Regions from separate parts of the Mus musculus genome. Here all the other regions are linked to region 5. The links are chromatin loops, found by intact Hi-C in ENCODE. Cell type or tissue: left cerebral cortex. All regions are shown on one strand. Region 1 holds the start of Tmem101 (transmembrane protein 101). Region 2 holds the start of Cd300lg (CD300 molecule like family member G). Region 3 overlaps Mpp2 (membrane protein, palmitoylated 2 (MAGUK p55 subfamily member 2)). Region 4 overlaps Gm11586 (a long non-coding RNA gene). Region 5 holds the start of Dusp3 (dual specificity phosphatase 3 (vaccinia virus phosphatase VH1-related)).

Region 1 (4,000 bases), 170 kb before region 5:
TGACCTAGTAGTATGATAACACCTGCCCCCAGCCCCAGACTAGGGTTAGTCTATAGGGAAAAAGGGCAGAGTGGAATGTGTATCAGAAAAGCTTCTGGGTTCCCAGAATTTTCCCCTCACACATATTGATGGCTGAGGGAGACTGTTGAAATTGATTGCTAAGGTTATGATGGGAAGGTAGACAACTGCCAAGTAGGCTTGTAGGGACTCTTTTTTTTTTTTTTAAGATTTATTTATTATTATATGTAAGTACACTGTAGCTGTCTTCAGACACACCAGAAGAGGGCATCAGATCTCATTACGGGTGGTTGTGAGCCACCATGTGGTTGCTGGGATTTGAACTTCGGACCTTCGGAAGAGCAGTCGGGTGCTCTTACCCACTGAGCCACCTCACCAGCCCCATTGTAGGGACTCTTATGGACACAAATAATCCCAGCATTTGGGAGGCAGGGGCAGGTGGATCTCTATGAATTTGAGGTCAACCTGGTCTACAGAGTGAGTTCCAGGACAGCCAGGGCTACACAGAGAAACACTGTCTCAAAAAACAAAACAAAACAAAACAAAACAAAACAAAACCAAAATAAATAAATAAATAAATAAATAAAATCCAGCCATGTGGTAGTGAATGGTGCAAGTCTTTAATCCCAGTGTTTAGGAGGCAGAGGCAGGCAAATCTCTTGAGTTCCAGGCGAGCCTGATCCACAGAGGGAATTCTAGAACAACCCCAACTACACAGAGAAACCCTGTCTTGAAAAACTGAAAGAAGGGGCTGGAGAGATGGCTCAGTGGCTAAGAGCACTGGCTGCTCTTGCAAAAGTCCTGAGTTCAATTCCCAGCAACCACATGGTGGCTCAGGACCATCTGTAATGAGATTCGATGCCCTCTTGTGGTGTGTCTGAAGACATCAAAAGTGTACTGATATACATAACATACATAAATAAATCTTTTTTAAAAAAACTGAAAGAAAAGAAAGAAAGAAAGAAAGAAAGAGAGAGAGAGAGAGAAAGAAAGAAAGAAAGAAAGAGAAAGAAAGAAAGAAAGAAAGAAAGAAAGAAAGAAAGAAAGAAAGAAAGAAAGAAAGGAGAAAAATAATCAAAGTTTGGTTCCTTCTAGCCCCTCAGCGCTAGGCATCAGAGCACTGCATGAGTCCGTGGTAGCTGAAGAGACTGATAAAGTATAACTCCTTGGAAAGTGATTCTGTTCTGTGGACTTGTCTTATGGCATAGGACGGATAGATAGAGGCAGACAAAATAGCCTCTAACCCGGGCCTTTTTTCATTCCCCTTGTCTATTATCCATGCCCAATTTGTATCTACACAGTCCTATTTCCCAGTTCTTTGATATACTTAGTCTTTGTTTAAAGAAAGAGGAGGAGGAGGAGGAGGAGGAGGAGGAGGAGGAGGAATGTGAGATGAGCATGGTGACTTTAATTCTAGCACTCAGGAGGCACAGGCAGGCAGAGCTGTAGGTTTAATATTTAATGATGGTTCTTAAATGCTTTAACCTCCCTTTTAGCCAACCACCCACCAGAGTTAGGGAAAGAAAGGATATGGGGGAGGTGGACATGTTTAGAAAGGTTCTTGGGAGCAACTCCCATCTGTGTTGTATGGATACGTAGGTCTCTCCTCTTTTCTTAGGAGACAAAAGCAGCAAGACCAAAAGAGAGGTGACTTAGAGACAAGAGGACTCCTTACTTTAAAAGTTCGGCCAAAGACAGCAAAGACAGAGAATTCTCTCTGGGGTCTGTATCACACCCTTTTATGGGACCCTTATTATCTGCCAAACCACCTTTGCTACATTTAAGTCTCCCAGCAGTGATGAGGTGGAAAGCCATTATCCCCATCTCACACTTGAGTCTCCATTTAGATGACACAGGATCGGTTTTCAGCTTGGAGTCCAGGTCTGGTTATGTCCAGAGTCGGTTGCTTCCATACATCAAGCTGTGTTCCAGGATTTCTGATGTTTCAACCCCATGCTCCTTGCTCCTGTCCCATTTTGAGAGTACAAAGAACACCGGCTTTTGTTTCAGAGATCCTGACTTCAGTCCCCAGCAACCTTAGTGGCTCACAACCATCTATGATAGGATCTGATGCCCCTTTCTGTCATGCAGGCATACATGTAAATAGAATATTCATATACATAAATAAACAAATCAGAGCTGGAGAGATGGCTCAGCACTTAAGAGCACTGACTTCCAGAGGTCCTGAGTTGAATTCTCAGCAACCACATGATGGTATACAACCAACTGTAATGAGATCTGATGCCCTGATGGTGTGTCAGAAGACAGCGACAGTACACTCATAAATAAAATAAATAAAAATTCTTAAAAAAATAAACAAGTGGTCTATATTTTGTTTTTAATGTATGAGTGTTCTGTTTTCACGTACACCGGTATGCCAGAAGAGGGCATCAGATCCCTTTAAAGACGGTTGTAAACCACCTTGTGGTTGCTGGGAATTGAACTCAGGAGCTCTGGAAGAGCAGCAGTGTCCTTAACCGCTGAAACATCTCACCAGCCCCTAAACAAATCTTTTCTTTTTAAAGGGAAAGAAAGGGCAAATTGAAGCTCTGAGTTCTCTTCATGGGGAGCGTTCAGAAAGGCTGACTCCTCCTTCTAGAACACATTTTTCCCACCCGGAACTAGGGAGCAAGAGCTTTGTTTCCCGACGAAAAGAAAAACAGTCAGGGACCGGAAGTTGCCTGTATCATTCCCCGCTGCTGGTCTCCCGGACCCGGCTGAGGCCGTAGCGGACTGCCCTTTCCCAAGATGGCTTCGAAGATTGGATCGAGACGCTGGATGCTGCAGCTGATCATGCAGCTGGGTTCCGTGCTGCTCACGCGCTGCCCCTTTTGGGGCTGCTTCAGCCAACTTATGTTGTACGCTGAAAGGGCCGAGGCGCGCCGGTGAGCGCGCCCACGAAGTCGTCGAATGCGGTGGGGGGCGGTCCGACCTGTCCCAGGAACTGGGGTGCGGTGATGTTGGGGCCCAGAAGTCGGGATACTTAGACTGGGAGGAATTGGTACTCAAACAGGTTGGAAGATGCTCTCTTTCGATTGTACGGCCATTACTGATGTGGCGGCGGCTCCGGCAGTGAGAAGGATCTCGGGTTTTTGGGGGGCAGTGGCGATTGCAGGAACTTACAGAGGTCCCCAGATACTTACTCTCTATTCATTCTGTCCTCCTTGTTCCCTACACTCGATCCACAGGAAGCCCGACATCCCAGTGCCTTATCTATATTTCGACATGGGGGCAGCTGTGTTGTGTGCTAGCTTCATGTCCTTCGGAGTGAAGCGGCGTTGGTTTGCGTTGGGCGCCGCGCTGCAGCTAGCCATCAGCACCTACACCGCTTACATCGGGGGCTATGTCCACTACGGGGACTGGCTAAAGGTGAGCACGGGGACTCTAGACGAGATTTAGCTATGGGAAGGAGCTGAAGGTTCCTGATGTATGTGGTGGGCATGTATGGTACTCCTGAACTTGAAGCCCGGGAAAACTGAGGTACTAGGTTTGCAGCAGTTTTGTGGCAATCATTACAGACCACAGACGTGTCAGACCCATAGAGACCACACCGACCTCCCTTGTAGACTGTGAAAAGGGAGGTCCAGAGATGGAAAATGGACTCTCCCAAAATCATGCCACAGTGTATGGAAGGGATCGGTAACCCAGAGTTATCTGATTCTCAGAATCTTTTAAACCATTACTTTATTGGTGTCAGACTTGTAAAACAAAAGAGGCCTTGGAGAATATCTGGTCTACCCATCAGGTTTTATGAAATGTGATTAATACTAGTGCAGAATTTGTGCCTTCAAATGCAGATGCTTATACCGGCTACTGGTAGCCTAGAGGTGAGGTAGCTTGGAGGCAGGGTCCGAAAGGATCAGACTGTCAGTCTAGTAGGGGAGGCAGGTGTGAACAGCTATGGGATAGTGGGCCTATTTGTTTTGCATTGTTTTGTTTCTAGACAGGGTTTCTCTGTAGACCAGGATGGCTCAAACACACA
Region 2 (4,000 bases), 55 kb before region 5:
TGATGTCTGTCAGTTACAAGATGCGATGTTAGTTATAAGATGTGTCCTGATGAACCCAGCCTGGGGGGGGGGTGCTCTTGATTCAGTTACTTGGAATCAGAGCAAGTTCAAGGCCAGTCTGTCTGAAGCATAAAATGGAGAGAAGGCTAGGGATATAGCTTAGTGGCAAAGCACTCATTTAGCATGCTCCGGGGCCTGGGTTCCACCCCTCCCCCAAGCATTGCCAAGGAGAAAGAAAGGATAAAAAAATTACAAAAGTAAAGAAAGCTTTGCTCCCTGTGGGTGACAGTGTGGTTACTTACTGTCCAGCCCTTTGCCCTCTTGCAATGAACGCACATTTTATAAATATGTATATGTATGTATATGTGTGTGTATGTATATGTGTATATGCGTATGTATGTATGTGTGTATACATATATATTATATACATGCATATACCACACATACTCTCTTTCTCACACACACACATACACAGACACACACATACTAACAATAATAAAATTAAAAAGTAAAGCAAGAAAAAAATGAAAGCAAAGAAAGAAAAAGCAAACTTAGTAGGTATTCAACCAAGTTAGCTGAGCTAACAGGGTAAGTGGATGTATGCTTGCTGCCCTGTGGTCAGAGAGGTTCTGCAGAGCCAGGGAACCCAAGGGAGAAAGACCCTGGGCTCAAGGTGCAAGAGCAGCAAGTGCTGAGCTCAGGGCTGCTGGGCTGCAGATGGGTTGTGAAATAGGGATGTATTCCACCCCACCCCACCCCACCTCCTCATGGTGTGGAGGGAAGGCATAACCACAGACCACAAGAGCGTGCTCAGGCCTGCATCTGTAAGCCCCTCCATCCCAGCCACCTCTGACCCCTCTCACCTGGGAGCACCAGGCAGCCCCATAGCAGGACCAGAGGCCTCATGGTGGGTGCTGGACACTGCAGTTGCCTGCAATTGGGAGCTCTTCTGAGCTTTAGCTTCTGCCGGGCTGGAGCCAGGAAGGGAGGGGTGGGGGGCGGGCCATCGAGCTCAGCTCCGCCTTGGAGGGCCTTCTGCTTTTTCCTTTACTCTTTTCCCCCTTCTACCCAGTGCCAGTTACCACAGGTTGCAGACCCACCCAATCTCCAGCCCCTACTTAGCCTTAATCTGTGATTTGCCTGTGTAATTCATCATGGCCTTTGGGAACCTCTGATATATTGTTTTTCCTTTTGCACATGCCTTTAATCCCAGAGCTTAGGAGGCAGAGGCAGGTGGATTTCTGAGTTCGAGGCCAGCCTGGTCTTCAGAGTGAGTTCCAGGCTATACGGAGAAACCCTGTCTCAAAATAAATAAATAAATAAATAAATAATTCTCAGAGGTGTGCATAACTTGACACTGCTACTATAAGAATCACAAACCCTGGAACAACCAGTCATTGCTGATATCCCCAAATACTTCACTATTTGGGAAATTATTAGTTTTTTGACCTGCCCCTGGATCTGAGTATTAAAGTACTAAATATGGAAGCTTATTTGTTAATTAGTAAATCACTGATAATATATTTTAAACTATATCCCTATTTTTAGCATCTTAATTTAAGCTTATTATTTTCATTGTATTTATTTTTCATGTGCATGGATGGTTTGCCTGCGTGTCTGTGCACCCTGTGTACGCAGTTCTCACAGAGGCCAGAAGAGGGCACTGGATCTCCTGAGGCTGAAGTTACAGATGGCTATGAGCCACCATGCGAGTGCTGGGAATAGAACCAGGGTCCTGGAAAAACAACCTGTGTTCTTAACCGCTGAGCCACCTCTCCAACACTCTATTTTTAGTTTATTAAAAATTTAAAATTATATTTTCAGAAAGCAACTTTATAGAGTCCACCTTCAACATTTTCATAGAGTCCAGGAATCCAGCTGAGAATATCAGGCTTGTAAAGGCCATCTTGTCGGCCCTTCTTTATTTTAAACACGTGAACTTGTTTCATATGCATATGAGCCATTATTTTGGGGTGTGGGAGATCTGTAAGCTTCTTCTCTTCACACTGCTGAAGTGTGAAGGGTAAAAAATTTAAAGACCAATTATATAGCCCTTCTGATCAGCATCCCATTGTCTGGGATGCAGTACCGTCATTGGCCACAGGGCGGCGGCTTCAGCAGGGCTGAGCTGAGCTCTGCGGGAGCTTTGGGTCAGCTGCTTTGAAAGGCGGGTCCCCTGAACCGAGCGCTTTGTCTTGCTGGACACTTGCAAAAGTTAATCAGTGGCTTGTTTCCCCTTTGCAGACTTGCTTATTGCTTCAAGGGAACAGAACAAACGCACGCTAGAGGGAGCTCTGAGCCATTTTCCAAAATAGCTGTCTTTCAGGCTTTCAAAGTCAGTATGACATCTAAGCAAATATTTATATTATACAGATAAGTAAGAACGGAGGGAAGGCAAGGATTGGAGTATTACAAGTAACTCACCTTCTGCCTTATAAAATCACTCTTAGTATTTTGGTATGTTTCTTTTCGACCCCTGGGGGTGGGGTAGGAGTTGTTAAAGCCCAGTTGTTGTGAGAGGGGAGTTTGTTCTTGTGGCTCTGGTAATAGAGGGCGTAAGTATTACATTTATTTATTCTCATGTTTTAAGTGTGTATGAGCACGTGAATGTCATAGCATGCTATGAACAACGTAGGACAACGTGCAGGACTCAGTTCTTTCTTTCCGCCCTGTGGGCTCCGGGCATATACCACAGGTCGTATTGTTTGGCTGCGAGTGTCTTTACGAACAGAGCCATCTCTCCAGCAACAGGGCACATGTCTTGATTACACAGTGCTTGGCAGGCATTCCTGCTGTTTACTGACCTGGAATATGTCATCATGAAACCCTACTGACCTCAGTCCGGAACATGACTCCCTTTCCTGTGTACAGATCACCCAAGAGAAGTGGTTTTTGCAGTTTGAAACATACACACACACACACACACACACACACAATCTACTCTAGCTTTGCATGGTATATTTCTGCACGTCTTTATTTCTAGATGTTCCTTGTTCTTTGTGTCTAGCTTATTCATCATAAGCAGGGCAAGCGCTTGACACTCCATTATATTTTTAGGGCTGTAGGAGCTGGCCCCTGACATTTTTGAAATATGTGCTTTTTAGTAATAAATTGTTTTCTTTTTATTTCTCCCCCCAGCGTAGCTGGGATATTATAATATTTAAAACATTAAGCATAGAACAGGCACAGTATTCATGATTGTCGTTTCAGGGGAATATGGAAGTTGTTACCAAATGCTTCCTTATACAGATGGAGCACTGGGTTTGAAGCTTGCCCCCCCCTCCATACTCTTCACCTGTGTATTTAAACATCATTACCTCTTCGCCCCCTGCCCCACACCTTGCCCAGGAGCTGACCTGGAGGACCTGGTAAAAACCAGATCTTTTAGAGTTTAGAGTTTAGAGTTTAGAGGTTAGAGGTTAGAGGTTAGAGGTTAGAGGTTAGAGGTATGGCTCATGGATTAAGAGCATTGAGCAGTCAGGGCTCTTACCTGATGAGCCATCTCACCAGTCCCAAAACACCTATTTTTAATGATGGTTCTTAAATGCTTTAACCTCCCTTGTAGCCCATCACTCACCAGAGGTAGTGGGAAAGAAAGGATACGGGTGGGGGGCAGGGGAGTGGAACTGTTTAGAAAGGTTCTTTGGAGCAACCCCTGTCTGTTTTGTCTGGAAATCAGCAGTTCAGTTCACAGGTTAGCAGTGGCAGCTCAATCCACTTGCAAACACTTCACAGATACACCAGCAGTCCAGTTTGGTAGAGTCGGTTTAGCAAACATGAATCAGCAGCAGCGACACTACCTAGCAGAGACAGCCAGGCGTCAGCCTCGTCAGCCTCGGCATAAGTCAGCAGGAGGGACCAGAAGAAACACGCAAATGCATGTTTGTCTCAGCTGACATCACTCTGCCAGTCAGCCCGAGTCTGAGGAAGTGGCAAGAAACTGCAGCACACCACCAGAAGGCTTTTGGTATCCACAAATGCAGCTCAACTATGCAGTGTA
Region 3 (4,000 bases), 100 kb before region 5:
GCGATGAGGGCTCCAGAGGGACACCGGACACAGAGACGCTGAGCTGAGAGGAGCACAGGTATTTGCGCGGCCTCTCCAGGGTCTGTGTTGGGTTGGGGGGGGGGGGGGACTTCGGATCCCGGCATTACGTAAGAGCCGTGCTACTGGCGTTTCCGGCCCTGGGGGAGCTAGACTAAGATTGTACTGGGTCCCTTGGCACCCTGCACCCCAAGAGACCAACACCTCAGTCATTCCTGAGAGAGGGTTCTGGAGAGGGGCGGTCTGCTAACCTAGAGTGCCAGGCCAGGTCCAGGAGGTTGCAGGGTTTTGGAGCCAGGGTTTAAGGTATGGGGATTCCAGAGGGAATCAGCACCAGAAGCAAGGAGCCAGGGTCAGAAAGTTAGGTCAACTAAGGGGTAGTGGGGAATGAAGACCTGGGGGACGTGGGGGGGGGCAGTCATTCAGTGACCTCATCCCCTAGTCCCGGCGGGCACGCAAGCAAAGAACCTTCTTTGATGGCTCGCAACACGCCCCCTCCTTCCTAGGTCCTAGCGCCCGGCGGGTTAGGGCTGAATTGAAGGGGCGGGGGCAATCTGATTGTGAGTGCGGGCACGTCCGCCGGCTCCCTAGACCCCATCCTCCAGTCCTCAGTTATCTACAGTTCTCCCCATAACCGTGTCCGGCTCCAAAGTGCCTTTGTCAGGCGTTCGTCTTTCGCACCTCTCTGAGTCTGCACCGATGGAGCGGGGGTGGGTGGGAGGATGGAGGAAATCTCTCTCTTTGAAGCTGGCGGGCTTCACCTACACACCCGGGGGACGGGGGTTGGATAGCTTGGTGGCGGATGTGCGTGTGGAGGTGGGAGTGGGAGGGCCTTAGGTTTAGGCTTTTGGGCGCCGTGATGCTGGTTTCGTGATGACTGGGCCCGGGGACCTTGGCACGGAACCAGGCTAGCTTGCCTGGCACTGCCGTTCTCCTGTGGGCACGGGCGGCCCCGCCCTCTCAGAGGCTTGGGTGGGGGTGGGGCAGAGCGAGCCGACGCCGTGGGAACCAACTCCTCAGGGAGCAGACCCAGGCTTACTGGGCAGGACTCCTGGGCCTAGGGTTTCACACAGGCTCCTCCCTGGCTCTTCCCCGTTTCCCTGCTCCAGGAAAAGAGGAACCACAGCAAGCACCTCTAGTGGGGAGTATGGCCCAAGGCCTGAGAAGCTGTCCCCTGCTCTCTAGGAATAAGGACATGGAGTTGACAGAGGGGACACTGGCGCTGGCACAGTGTAACCTGGACATTTCTTTTAACCAGTGGTGCTAGCGTGAAAGGGGTTCCCCTCATCTCTCTCTCTCTCTCTCTCTCTCTCTCTCTCTCTGCAAGTTCGATTTTTCTGGAAAAGATCCGGGAGGAAAGGGAATCGTATCCCTCACCTTTGTCATTTGGTTTCTGGAGCTGTCATTATCTTAGGCTTGGGAGAGGGAGAGGGAGAGGGAGAGGGAGAGCGAAGAGGAGGAGGAAGAGGAGAGAGAGAGAGAGAGAGAGAGAGAGAGAGAGAGAGAGAGAGAGAGAGAATTTTATTAAAACCTGTAGTTGCTCCTCTGAGAATTATTTTGGGTTGGAGAGGGGAGAGGCTGGGAGGGTGGAGTGGCCCTATGGCTCCCCGTGTGGTGGTGGTGGGGATGCATTTAGTCTTAAAGTGGGCACTGCCAGCTGCTTCCCCCTACTCCCCCACCCTTGCTGAGAGCCACTGCCTCCTGTTGTCATGGCAACTGGGGAATTAGGGTTTTATCCAGTAACACATGCCCAGGAAGGCAAGGGGAGAAAGAGTAGTGGGTCACCCTGTTCTCCTTTCCACGGAGGATGAAGGAGCCAAGCTTAGCTTGGGAGACCCGGGGATGGGGATGGGACTGCAAACTCCATGCCTGCTTCTGGCTGCTGCCCTTCACTTCTCCCTGTCCCAACTCCTGGTGGAGAGAGAGAGAGAGAGAGAGAGAGAGAGAGAGAGAGAGAGAGAGAGAGAGAGAGAGAGAGAGAGAAAGAGCAGGAAAGGAAATATCATTTCTGTCAGCTGGACACCAGTGTTTGTGAGGGCACCCTCACCCGAAGGTTCTAGGCCTGGGGCACAGCGGCAGGTAGCGGACCTCAAGGCTGCCCCCTTGGACTTTCCAGGCCTGGGAAACTTTCCAGTGTTTGCTCATATCCTCGACGTCATTCTCCTTCCAGCTAAAGAAAGAACCAGAAAAAATATTATGTTTGGTTTGTTTGTTTTTGACATGAGTTCTCTACTCTCTATGTTTCCCAGGCTGATATGGGTTCAGAGGACCCTTTCTGCCTTGGCCTGAGGGGCTGGTACCACAGCACAGGTGGGCATTGCCATGCCCAATGAGAAATACTTTTTGTGGGGACAGTGGTGCCCAGCACTCGGGAGGCAGAGGCAAGCAGATCTCTGCGAGTTCTATGCCAGCTTGGTTTACAGGGTGAATTCCAGGAGCTCACAGAGAAATCCTGTCTTGAAAGCCAAAACAAACAATAAACAAACAAATAAACTAAAAACATAAGAGAAATAAAAAAGAGAAAAAATATCTAAGACACAAAACCTAGGTTTTCACCATAGCTTTCTTACCAGCTTTGGGGCCTTGAGGAAATTGATTAACCTCTCTGATCCTGTCTCCCCTGCCTCTGAGAAGGGGCATGCCATCTGCCTTTCTTGCTTTTCAGAGCACTTGGGGTCACTCTTGTAACCTAAGTTCCCGTTTCTGGGCAACACTACCTTCCTGCCTTATGGCTGTTCCTGAAGAGACAGATAGCCTTCTGAGTCTCACGGCCTTGGCTTTGCCCCGTGCCTTCTCAGCCTTCTCTTTCCTTCTCTAGGACCATCAGAATCCACACTGCCTCTATTCACCATGCCGGTTGCTGCCACGAACTCCGAGTCTGGTAAGAAGAAGTTAAAGCTGTCAGCCTGCCTCGGTGGTTCAGGAGTGGGGGGAGGTTGGGCAAAGATCAGGGGGTAGATGTAGCAGTGACAGTCATCCCTCCCCTGTCACAGCACACGTGGTCATTAGGTCACGCAGGCTGCCTCCTCACTGGGGTTGGATAGAGCTGGGGAAGATATGAGCTTGTTCCAATAGTGCTTGCTGTATGTTGCAGCATGGCTCACCTGCCCGAGGCTCAGGCTACTTGCTCCAGAGATAGTGTACAGTGAAGCTGGACGGGAATGGCTGCCCCCGCCGCTGCCACCACTGCTGTGCTTTTTAATGGCATTGACCCATAGTAAGCCAGTCACCTCTGACTTGTTTCCTCTGAGGTGAGGTGACAGGATGGGATGGATGGTTTTTGACTTTGCTCCTAGGTCTCCCAGACTCTGATGACAGCAGTGGGCCCTCTTCATAGACACACACCTGCATCCATACCCCAACGTCTGCACCCCACCCCAGTGATCCCTGGATCCTTGAGTAATTTCTGAGCCTCACCAGGGTAGGGTTCCATGTCCAGAGGCTCTGAAAGGGTTCTGGCGGCTGCAGCTATGAGATGCCCTGGGAGATCTGAATTCTTCCCAATGGATCCTGCTGCTCCCTCTGTAAGGCATTCCAGGTTCCCACTGTGGACACATTCTTGTTCCTACCTTCTGAGAAAACGAAGATTTCTGTGTGCCAGCCAGAACCTAAGCTGTGACCCCTTTGTCCCCTGGGAAAGGTTTCTTTTCCAAGGCTCGAAATTCCCCCCCCCCCCCCCGTTTCTTGGAGGGATCACGATTTCCTCTTGCCCTGTGGCCTCTCTCCCTGCTCCACTGATCAGGAACCCCACTCTAAGCTGCTTAGGAGTTAATGAGACCCATTCCTGAGCCGTGCTTAAAGAGCCTCTCATCTGGGGCTGCTCAGTAAACCTATTAACAGTGACCAGCAGGGCTGCACCGGGAGACACTTTCCAGCGGCAGGCCTTTTGGTGGGGGCAGGGAACCCATGCCTGTGTGTGTGGCCCACTTTTTCAAACACCTCCTTGGGCCCTGTTCCCCTAGCTGCAGTGCCGTGGGCTGCT
Region 4 (4,000 bases), 150 kb before region 5:
TTAACACCAAGCTCATGGACCTGGGGCCACTGGGTCCCAGCTGCTTCCTACTTACGGAAGGCCAGCCTCTACATGAATACAATATATATGAACAGCGACTTGACCTTCCAACAAAGCAAAAGCCTCCCATGGCGGACTCCTCAGCCCTAAGAGTGGCGGCTCTCCTTCTCTCCCCACTCCTTATCCTTTCCTATTATTTTGATTGTTTCTGAGACACAGTCTCAGTGCCATTCCCCCCATCCCCCCACCCCCCCCATCCTAGGATCTTAGTGTCTTCACCCCTACCCCCATGCTGGGATTTTAGGCATGCACCTCCACCGTGTTCCAAACTCAGATTCCCTTAATACTGCAACAAGCATTTTGCTAACTGAGCCATCTCTAAAGAGCTTCTGTATCTTAATTTCTTTTTAAAATGTACATTGGGGGGCTGGTGAGATGGCTCAGTTGGTAAGAGCACCCGATTCCTCTTCTGAAGGTCCAGAGTTCAAATCCCAGCAACCACATGGTGGCTCACAACCATCTGTAACAAGATCTGATGCCCTCTTCTGGAGTGTCTGAAGACAGCTACAGTGTACTTACATATAATAAATAAATAAATAAATACATAAATAAATAAATAAATCTTTAAATGTACATTGGGGGACTGGCTAGATGGCTCAACTGATAAGAGCACTGACTACTCTACCGAAGGTCCTGAGTTCAAATCCCAGCAACCACATGGTGGCTCACAACCACCCATAATGAGATCTGATGCCCTCTTCTGGTTTTTCTGAAGACAGCAACAGTGTGCTTATTTATAATAATAAGTAAATCTTTGGGCTTGAGCGAGCGGGGCCAACCAGAGTGAGCAGAGGTCTTAAATACAATTCCCAACAACCGCATGAAGGCTTACAACCATCTGTACAGCTACAGTGTACTCATATACCTTAAATAAATAAATAAATAAATAAATAAATAAATCTTTAAATGTGCATTGGTGTTTTGCCTGCATGCATGTCTGTGTGAGAGCGTCAGATCCCCTGAAACTGGAGTCACAGACAGCTGTGAGCTGCCACGTAGGTGCTGAATTGAACCCGGGTCCTCTGGAAGAGCAGCCAGTGCTCTTTACCAGCGAGCCATCTCTCTAGCTCCTGGCATACTTTCAAATTAGAAAAAAACGAAACAAAACAAAACAAACGCTTTTGTGTATATTATGGATGGAGACACTGATACACACAGGTTTCATTTTTTTTCTAAGTGTAGTTTTCCTCCAAGCCATAAATATATAAAAAACATTTTTTTGGAGGCAGGGTGTTGATGTGTATCCCAGGCTGTTTTGAAGTGTTTGCTTGTTTGTTTGTTTGCTTGTTTTGAGGTGTTTGATACTCCTGCTTAAGCTTCACAAGTGCTGGTAAAATATTCATGTAAATTCTGAACGCAAATACCTAACACATGAGCAGTGAAAAACCAAATGAGCTTTTGGACTTAAGAATTTCAGTTTCGGGGGTTGGAGAAACGGCTCAGTGGTTAAGAGCACTGGCTGTTCTTCCAGAGGTCCTGAGTTCAATTCCCAGCAACCACATGGTGGCTCACAATCATCTGTAATGGGATCTGATGCCCTCTTCTGTGCATGTAGCTGAGCACTCATACACAAAAGTAAACAAATAAAAAATAAATCTAAAAAAAAAAAAGAATGCCAGTGCCAGGGGACTGGAGAGACAGGACAGCCGCTAAAAGCGCATACTGTGCAGGCTTCTGCATGTCCAAGGCACACATAAACTTCCTCAAGGCCTCTCATACACACATGCAAAGAACGGTTTAATCAATTTCACTTCCAAGTGTTCTACCGCTGTATTCCAGCAGGGGGTGCTAAATGCGTTGTTTTCCCCTATTACCCTGGGGTTTTGTGGAATGATAGATTATCAGAAGTGGCACTGACCTTCAGTTTTGAGACTTTTTGATGGTTAGAAGGAGGGTGGGAAGAAGAAGATGAGAAAGATGAGGATGGGGGTGGAAAGAGGAAGGAGAGAATCTGAGGATCTGGGAACTTAAGAAAAATCTGTTGTCTGGAAAACAGTAGGGAACTCCCCTGGGCACTATTTGAAACATTTGCCAGGTGTTTGCTTTCTTTTCGTTTCTTATTTGTTTTGTTTCTTTCTTTTTCCCTTTGCTTCTGTTTTGTTTTGCTTTTTGTTTTTTATTTTTTGTTTTCCTCTGTGTAGCCCTGGCTGTCCTGGAACTCACTCTGTAGACCAGGCTGGCCTCGAACTCAGAAATCCACCTGCCCCTGCCTCCCAAGTGCTGGGATTAAAGGCGTGCGCCACCGCGCCCGGCATTCCCTTTGCTTCTTTTATTTGACAGAGTCTCATGGAATCCAGTGTAGCCATGTTTGCTTCTTTTATATTTCTGTACTTGTTATGTGTTTGTGCATGCATGCCCATGAGTACCATAGCACACACAGTCAGGTTGTGCACACACAAGCCCAGCCTGGAGTCAGCTCCTTCTACCCTGCTAATCCTGGGGCTCCAACTCAGGTCTTTAGCTTGGTGGTGAGTGCCTTTAGTCACTGAACCATCTTACTTCTTACCTCCTGCCTTCACCTGCCAAAGGCTAAGACTCGGTGTGCTGAGCATTGGTGGCACAAGCCTTTAATCCCCGAACTTATGAGGCAGAGGCAGGCGGCTCTCAATGAGTATGAGGCCAGCCTGGTCTACCCAGTGAGTTCCAAGATAGCCAGGGCTACACAGAGAAACCCTGTTTAATTAAAGACTTATTTTATTTATATGAGAACTCTGTCTTCAGACACACCAGAAGTGGGCATTAGATCACATTACAGGTGGTTGTGAGCCACCATGTGGTTTCTGGGAATCGAACTCAGGACCTCTGGAAGAGCAGCCAGTGGTCTTAACCGCTGAGCCATCTCTCCAGCACCCCCTTCCCCCCGAAACCCTGTCTTGAACACGCCCTACCAAAAAATAAAAAATAAAAAAGGTTGTAAAGTGTATTGCACCTAGCTTCAGCATGGGGTACTAGGGACGAGGGCCACAGTATTTCAGGTTTGCTGGGCAAGCACAGTATCAATTCAGTCCTGTGCAATACCAGTCTTCCCACTGATTCCTTGAAGCAGGCATTATCATTAAAGAGTCCCTAGGAGGCTGGATTCAGACACATGTTGGTGAGGTGTTTTCTAGAAGGTGGTCGGAAATGAGGCCTGCCATTTAAGAGAGCGGATCTATCTGGAAAGGTCCCTGGGGTTTGACAGTTGAAGCTCACTTCATGTAACAGAGGATACACATTTAATGTGTCCCTAGAGTGGGTATCAGCTGCCACGAGGGACTGTAGAAACATGAGCCCGTGGTAGACCAGGAGTTGGAAGTATGCCAGAGTTACCCCAGGATCACTCAGAATTCATGGTTGGAACATCTCAAGCAGGAACAGTCCACAGTGTGAATACCCCAGTGACTGAGAAGAGCCCTTGAATTCACCCACTAGTGACTTCCAGAGGGCCGGGGAAGCCAGAGAGCCAGGATAGGGGAAGGGCCTCGAACAACCGTAGGCTTGGAACTCCTAAAGAAGCTATAAGTCATGGCTGAAATGTGGGGTGTGTTTGGCTGTGTGTGTTATATGTACGAGTTTGGGCACATTAGTGCTGTGGCATTTGTGTGGGGTCAGGATAACCTTGGATATTGGTTCTCACCTTCTACCTTATTTTTGAGACAATGTCTCTTGTTCAACACAGTTAGCTCCTGTGGGTAAATTCATGTATGTCTCTGTGTTACAATGTTACAGATGGTCAATTAGTGGGTGTTTCGGAAGTTTCTGTGGGAAATGAACGTGTGAAGGGAAGGCCTGCGGAGTGTCAGGGTTTATGACCATGTCCTTAAAATGAATATTCAGTGTCTGCTACTTGAGAACGCACTAAATGTATTACATGTAGTTACAAGTAGTGGCCACCAGAGGGGGACGCCGACTCGCAGCTCCGTCCGAGGACGTGGCGCTTTCTCGTTCAGGAGCGCAGTGC
Region 5 (4,000 bases):
ACTGAGCATCCCGCACTTGAATTTTGACAGAGATCTAGCCTAGCAACTTCAACTAGGTTTAATGTTTCCCTCCTGCCATCTCTGGAGGACTCGGACAGAGAAGACAAAGGGCTGATAATCTATCAAGATGGACAGGGCCGGTAGAATGCCAGCTCACCGCACCAGAGACCCTGGGTTTGGTGCCCAGCACTGCCTAAATCAAGTGGTGATGTGCAGACCATAATTCAGCAACTCCAGCGGTAGTAGCTGACAGAGGGCTAGGAGTTCAAGGTCATCTTTGACCCTCAGCCAGCTCCTGGCCCCCCTGGACTACGTGAGCCCCTCTCTCAAAATCCATAAGGACAAACTTCCCTTCAATCCGATGGCATCTTTTCCCCATCCACTTCGTAACATTCCTAGAGAGTCTATTGGGCACTGAGCTCTTATTTTCTAACTTTGGCACTAAAGAGTTTTTAAAATTTGAATTCTTTCCAGCACACGAATGCTCAGGCAGAAGACAAAAGCCTGCCGCCGACCATTGTGTCCCACGTCACCCCACAGCTAGGGTTTGCGTAGTTTCCTCTTAATACCCTTTTTGATGGAGGCTTCTAGAACTCCAAATGGTGACAAAGGCCAGCGCCAGCTGCCCACTTACCTATTTGTACTCTATTTTTGTGCAATATGTAGTGGCCAAAGTCCAGTTTCTTCCTAAAGGTTGTGCTTTGCCTGTGATTAGAAACGATTACAGGGTAGGCCAAATAATCCAAGGAATTGTTCATTTTCTCCTCCTAGTCTAGCTTCAGAAATGAGACACCTTGGCTTCTCTGTGAGGCACTTAGCTCTCCCCATGACAAGGTGTCATAGTTACCCAGTTATGACATCAGGGACAAGTCTCAGCGGAGGAAGAGGAGATGAGCATGTTTAGTTGTCTCTGGGCACTTTCTAAAAGTTTTCTAAAATTTATATATGGTGATGGGGTGCGGGACAATCCGGTATTTATATTCTCTGTGTTATGATTCGGTCAAGGTAAGTGGCTCTTCTCTTCTCTCCTAAAGCAATGGTGATTCTGTGATAAGTCAGGACCATGTCAGGAGGAAGGAAAGGGGGCTTTGAAGTTCCTCACGTGCCTGGGAAGTAGATGTTTCCAAGGCTGGAGGAGAAAAGAAAGGCATGATATCCCTTCCCTGCCTGGCACAGGCAGAGGCTCACAAAGGGAGGTTGGGGTGGGACTCTAACTCTCATTCTGCCGTTTGAGCTATGAGCTAAGAAGTCACAGTTCCCTGCGAGGTTTCCCTGAAGGTCTGAAACCATAAGTTTTTCTGGGAAAGCGAAACACTCAAAAGTGTAGTTAGTGTAACCCAGAGCAGTGCCACAGGCTCGCAATACCAGCACTTGGGAAATGGAAGCAGGCAGATGGAATTCAAAGTTATCCTTGGTTATATACTGCAAAGCCAGCCTGGGCTACATGAGACCCGACCTCAAAAAACGAAAGTATGAAGTAAAACAAACAAAACCATAAAGAAAACAAATCTTAATAGGAGACACACTGGGGAGACTGTATTTGCCCCTTTGGCGTTAGGGACCGGGCCATTTTCCCTGGCAACTGGAGAGACGCTTTTTGTGCTCTTTGCTCTCAGTGGAAACTCGCTACTGACACCATGTGGCTCACAGTGAGATGGCAGCTACCCCAGGAACAGCTGTAAAGGAACCTGTGGAGGAAGATTTACCCCCACACTAGCCCAGAGCCCACAGCCCAGGGCGCAGGCCCCCAGTGAGTGCTCAACATCTGTCAATTGCTTCTGCAACCGCTACGCCTGTATGTTCCGCGCTGGGAACTGAACTAAGGTTTTTGTGCATGCTGGGCACCTTGCCAGCCCAGGAACCTCCGCAACCCCTTGAATGTTTCTGGAATCTTTCCAGCAAATTTTTAAAAAAAAGATTTATTTACTTTAAGTATGTGAGTACACTATAGCTGTACAGATGACCCGCTCACTTAGGTCAACTCCACTCGCTCTGGCCCAAAGATTTATTATTATACATAAGTACACTATAGCTGTCTTCAGACGCACCAGAAGAGGGCGTCAGATCTCATTACGGGTGGTTGTGAGCCACCATGTGGTTGCTGGGATTTGAACCCAGGACCTTCGGAAGAGCAGTCAGTGCTCTTAACCCTCTGAGCCATCTTGCCAGCCCTCCAGCAATTCTTAGGAGTTAGATGTTGCATATTCTTTACTGAAGTGCTTGGGACAGAAATGTTTGAGACTTTACGATATAATATATATACTATATGTAGTGAGTGGATCCAAGTCTAAACATGAAATCCATTAATGCGTCACATATAAATATATCCTGAATACAGTTTTGTACAGTAATTTTTAGTGTGCCTGTGTTTTGACTGTCACAGGTCAGGTGTGAGAATTCTCCATTTATATTGTGTTTACACTCAAAAGTTACAGATTCGTAGACACTTCGGGTCTCACAAAATTATAGCTGTTCAAACTGCTTTCCTCCCTTTTAGTCGCCAGCACACAGGCTAAGGTTAAAGTAGTCCCCCAGGGTCAGATGCCAAACCTGGCGACCTATACCTTCAGCCTTTAAAAAGTTCAATGCTGATTCACATCAAACATTAAAAGAAGTGTTCCAGAATAGGGCTCTTTCCTGTAACCTTGGGTAAGGATCCATCTCCTGGGTAGGCAGGTTGTTGGTTCAGCAGTCGTGGGCTGGGAAGATGTGTTCTGACGTGTGTGTTTGGGGTGAATGAATGGATGCCCACTCTGCTGGTGTGCAGCGAGAAGGGTTCACAGCAAACCCCAGGGGTACCCATTATCCTGAAAGAGCGACTCCAGGTGTACCCAGGCGTCCCGCATTGGGTTCAGTAAATGAAGTGCCTGCGCTCCACTGCCTTAGCCAGGGTGAATGAGTACGGATGACACGGGAGTGATGGCATCTCGGCCAGGAACGTGCCCCGGGGTCCTGCGGCGCTTGGCCAGTCGCGCGTGTCCTCTGCGCTGCCTAGCGTGACCGCAGCTTCCCGCACCCAGTGGGCCCGCCTCCGGGGCGGGACGGGGCGGCTCCCGGTTGGGCAGCCCCGCCCCGCTGACCCGGCTTCTCCCCCTCGTTCGCTCCTGCCCTGGCGTGCAGCGCCCCGCCGCCGCCATGTCCAGCTCGTTCGAACTCTCGGTGCAAGATCTCAACGACCTGCTCTCGGATGGCAGCGGCTGCTACAGCCTGCCGAGCCAGCCCTGCAACGAGGTCGTCCCGAGGGTCTACGTGGGCAACGCGTGAGTCTCTGGGAGGGCCAAACCCGTAGCCGCTCCCAGCGGGCCCCGACTACTACTTGGGGGCTGGAGTGGGGTCCATGGGGGGGGGGTGGATCCTGGGCGCGGTCGCCGACCTGAGAGCAAGAGCGGGTGCTGGGGACCAGCCTGGAGTCGACGCCTACTCCCCGCGCATGAAGCGGAGGAGCTGGACTCCGCATGCCCAGAGACGCCCCCCAACCCCCAAAGTGCCTGACCTCAGCCTCTACCAGCTCTGGCTTGGGCTTGGGCGGGGTCAAGGCTACCACGTTCTCTTAACAGGTGGCAGGGCTGTCTCTTGGCCGCGCGTCATGTGACAGCTGCCTAGTTCTGCAGTGAGGTCACCGTGGAATGTCTGCCTTCGTTGCCATGGCAACGGGATGACGTTACAATCTGGGTGTGGAGCTTTTCCTGTCCGTGTCAGGAAATCCAAATACCCTAAAATACCCTAGAAGAGGAAGTAGCTGAGCCAAGGCTTTCCTGGCTTCTCCAGATAAAGTTTGACTTAGATGGAAAAAAACAAAATGATAAAGACCCGAGCCATCTGAAAATTCCTCCTAATTGCACCACTAGGAAATGTGTATATTATTGAGCTCGTATGTGTTCTTATTTTAAAAAGAAAACTTTAGTCATGTTATTAATAAGAATTTCTCAGCAGTGGGAGAGAACCAATATTAACACCAAGATAAAAGTTGGCATGATCCACATTGCAGGAAGATCCACGT

The links. Peaks named below come from ENCODE experiments on the same cell type or tissue, not always from the same donor. Only the 100,000 strongest peaks of a DNase experiment are listed, where the experiment ranks them.
Region 1: it touches region 5 in a loop (2.4-fold over the local background); 5 of 42 quality-filtered maps call a loop at or near these places.
Region 2: a loop joins it to region 5, with 5 times the contacts of the local background. A loop is called at or near these places in 26 of 42 quality-filtered maps.
Region 3: a loop joins it to region 5, with 7 times the contacts of the local background. A loop is called at or near these places in 4 of 42 quality-filtered maps.
Region 4: it touches region 5 in a loop (7-fold over the local background); 16 of 42 quality-filtered maps call a loop at or near these places.

Annotation. Positions count from the first base shown.
Region 1 is chr11:102,155,111-102,159,110 of GRCm38, reverse strand. Tmem101 (transmembrane protein 101) reads left to right here and starts at 2,704. Exons shown (of 4, transcript NM_029649.2): 1 at 2,704-2,903; 2 at 3,207-3,387. The coding sequence starts at 2,767. In left cerebral cortex, CTCF peaks have their summits at 860 (motif pointing left) and 2,405 (motif pointing right); DNase peaks (open chromatin) are centred at 2,716 and 3,248; H3K4me3 peaks cover 1,412 bases; H3K27ac peaks cover 635 bases.
Region 2 is chr11:102,038,497-102,042,496 of GRCm38, reverse strand. Cd300lg (CD300 molecule like family member G) reads right to left here and starts at 986. Exons shown (of 7, transcript NM_027987.3): 1 at 864-986. The coding sequence starts at 906. In left cerebral cortex, a CTCF peak has its summit at 2,121; a DNase peak (open chromatin) is centred at 2,201.
Region 3 is chr11:102,084,199-102,088,198 of GRCm38, reverse strand. It overlaps Mpp2 (membrane protein, palmitoylated 2 (MAGUK p55 subfamily member 2)), which reads left to right. Exons shown (of 13, transcript NM_016695.4): 2 at 2,837-2,899. The coding sequence starts at 2,869. Among named protein-coding and RNA genes, the nearest start is that of Mpp2, 2.3 kb to the left of the region's middle. In left cerebral cortex, CTCF peaks have their summits at 1,639 and 3,954; DNase peaks (open chromatin) are centred at 793, 920, 1,682, 3,226 and 1 more place; H3K4me3 peaks cover 2,314 bases; H3K27ac peaks cover 2,299 bases.
Region 4 is chr11:102,138,537-102,142,536 of GRCm38, reverse strand. Gm11586 (a long non-coding RNA gene) reads left to right here. Exons shown (of 3, transcript XR_880227.3): 3 at 1-418. Among named protein-coding and RNA genes, the nearest start is that of Nags, 5.0 kb to the left of the region's middle. In left cerebral cortex, CTCF peaks have their summits at 764 (motif pointing left), 1,841 (motif pointing right) and 3,937 (motif pointing right); DNase peaks (open chromatin) are centred at 1,834 and 3,941.
Region 5 is chr11:101,983,872-101,987,871 of GRCm38, reverse strand. Dusp3 (dual specificity phosphatase 3 (vaccinia virus phosphatase VH1-related)) reads left to right here and starts at 3,081. Exons shown (of 3, transcript NM_028207.3): 1 at 3,081-3,260. The coding sequence starts at 3,136. It overlaps Cfap97d1 (CFAP97 domain containing 1), which reads right to left and starts at 816. Exons shown (of 6, transcript NM_029287.1): 1 at 635-816. The coding sequence starts at 758. In left cerebral cortex, CTCF peaks have their summits at 1,660 and 3,852; DNase peaks (open chromatin) are centred at 1,637, 3,041 and 3,637; H3K4me3 peaks cover 1,454 bases; H3K27ac peaks cover 1,731 bases.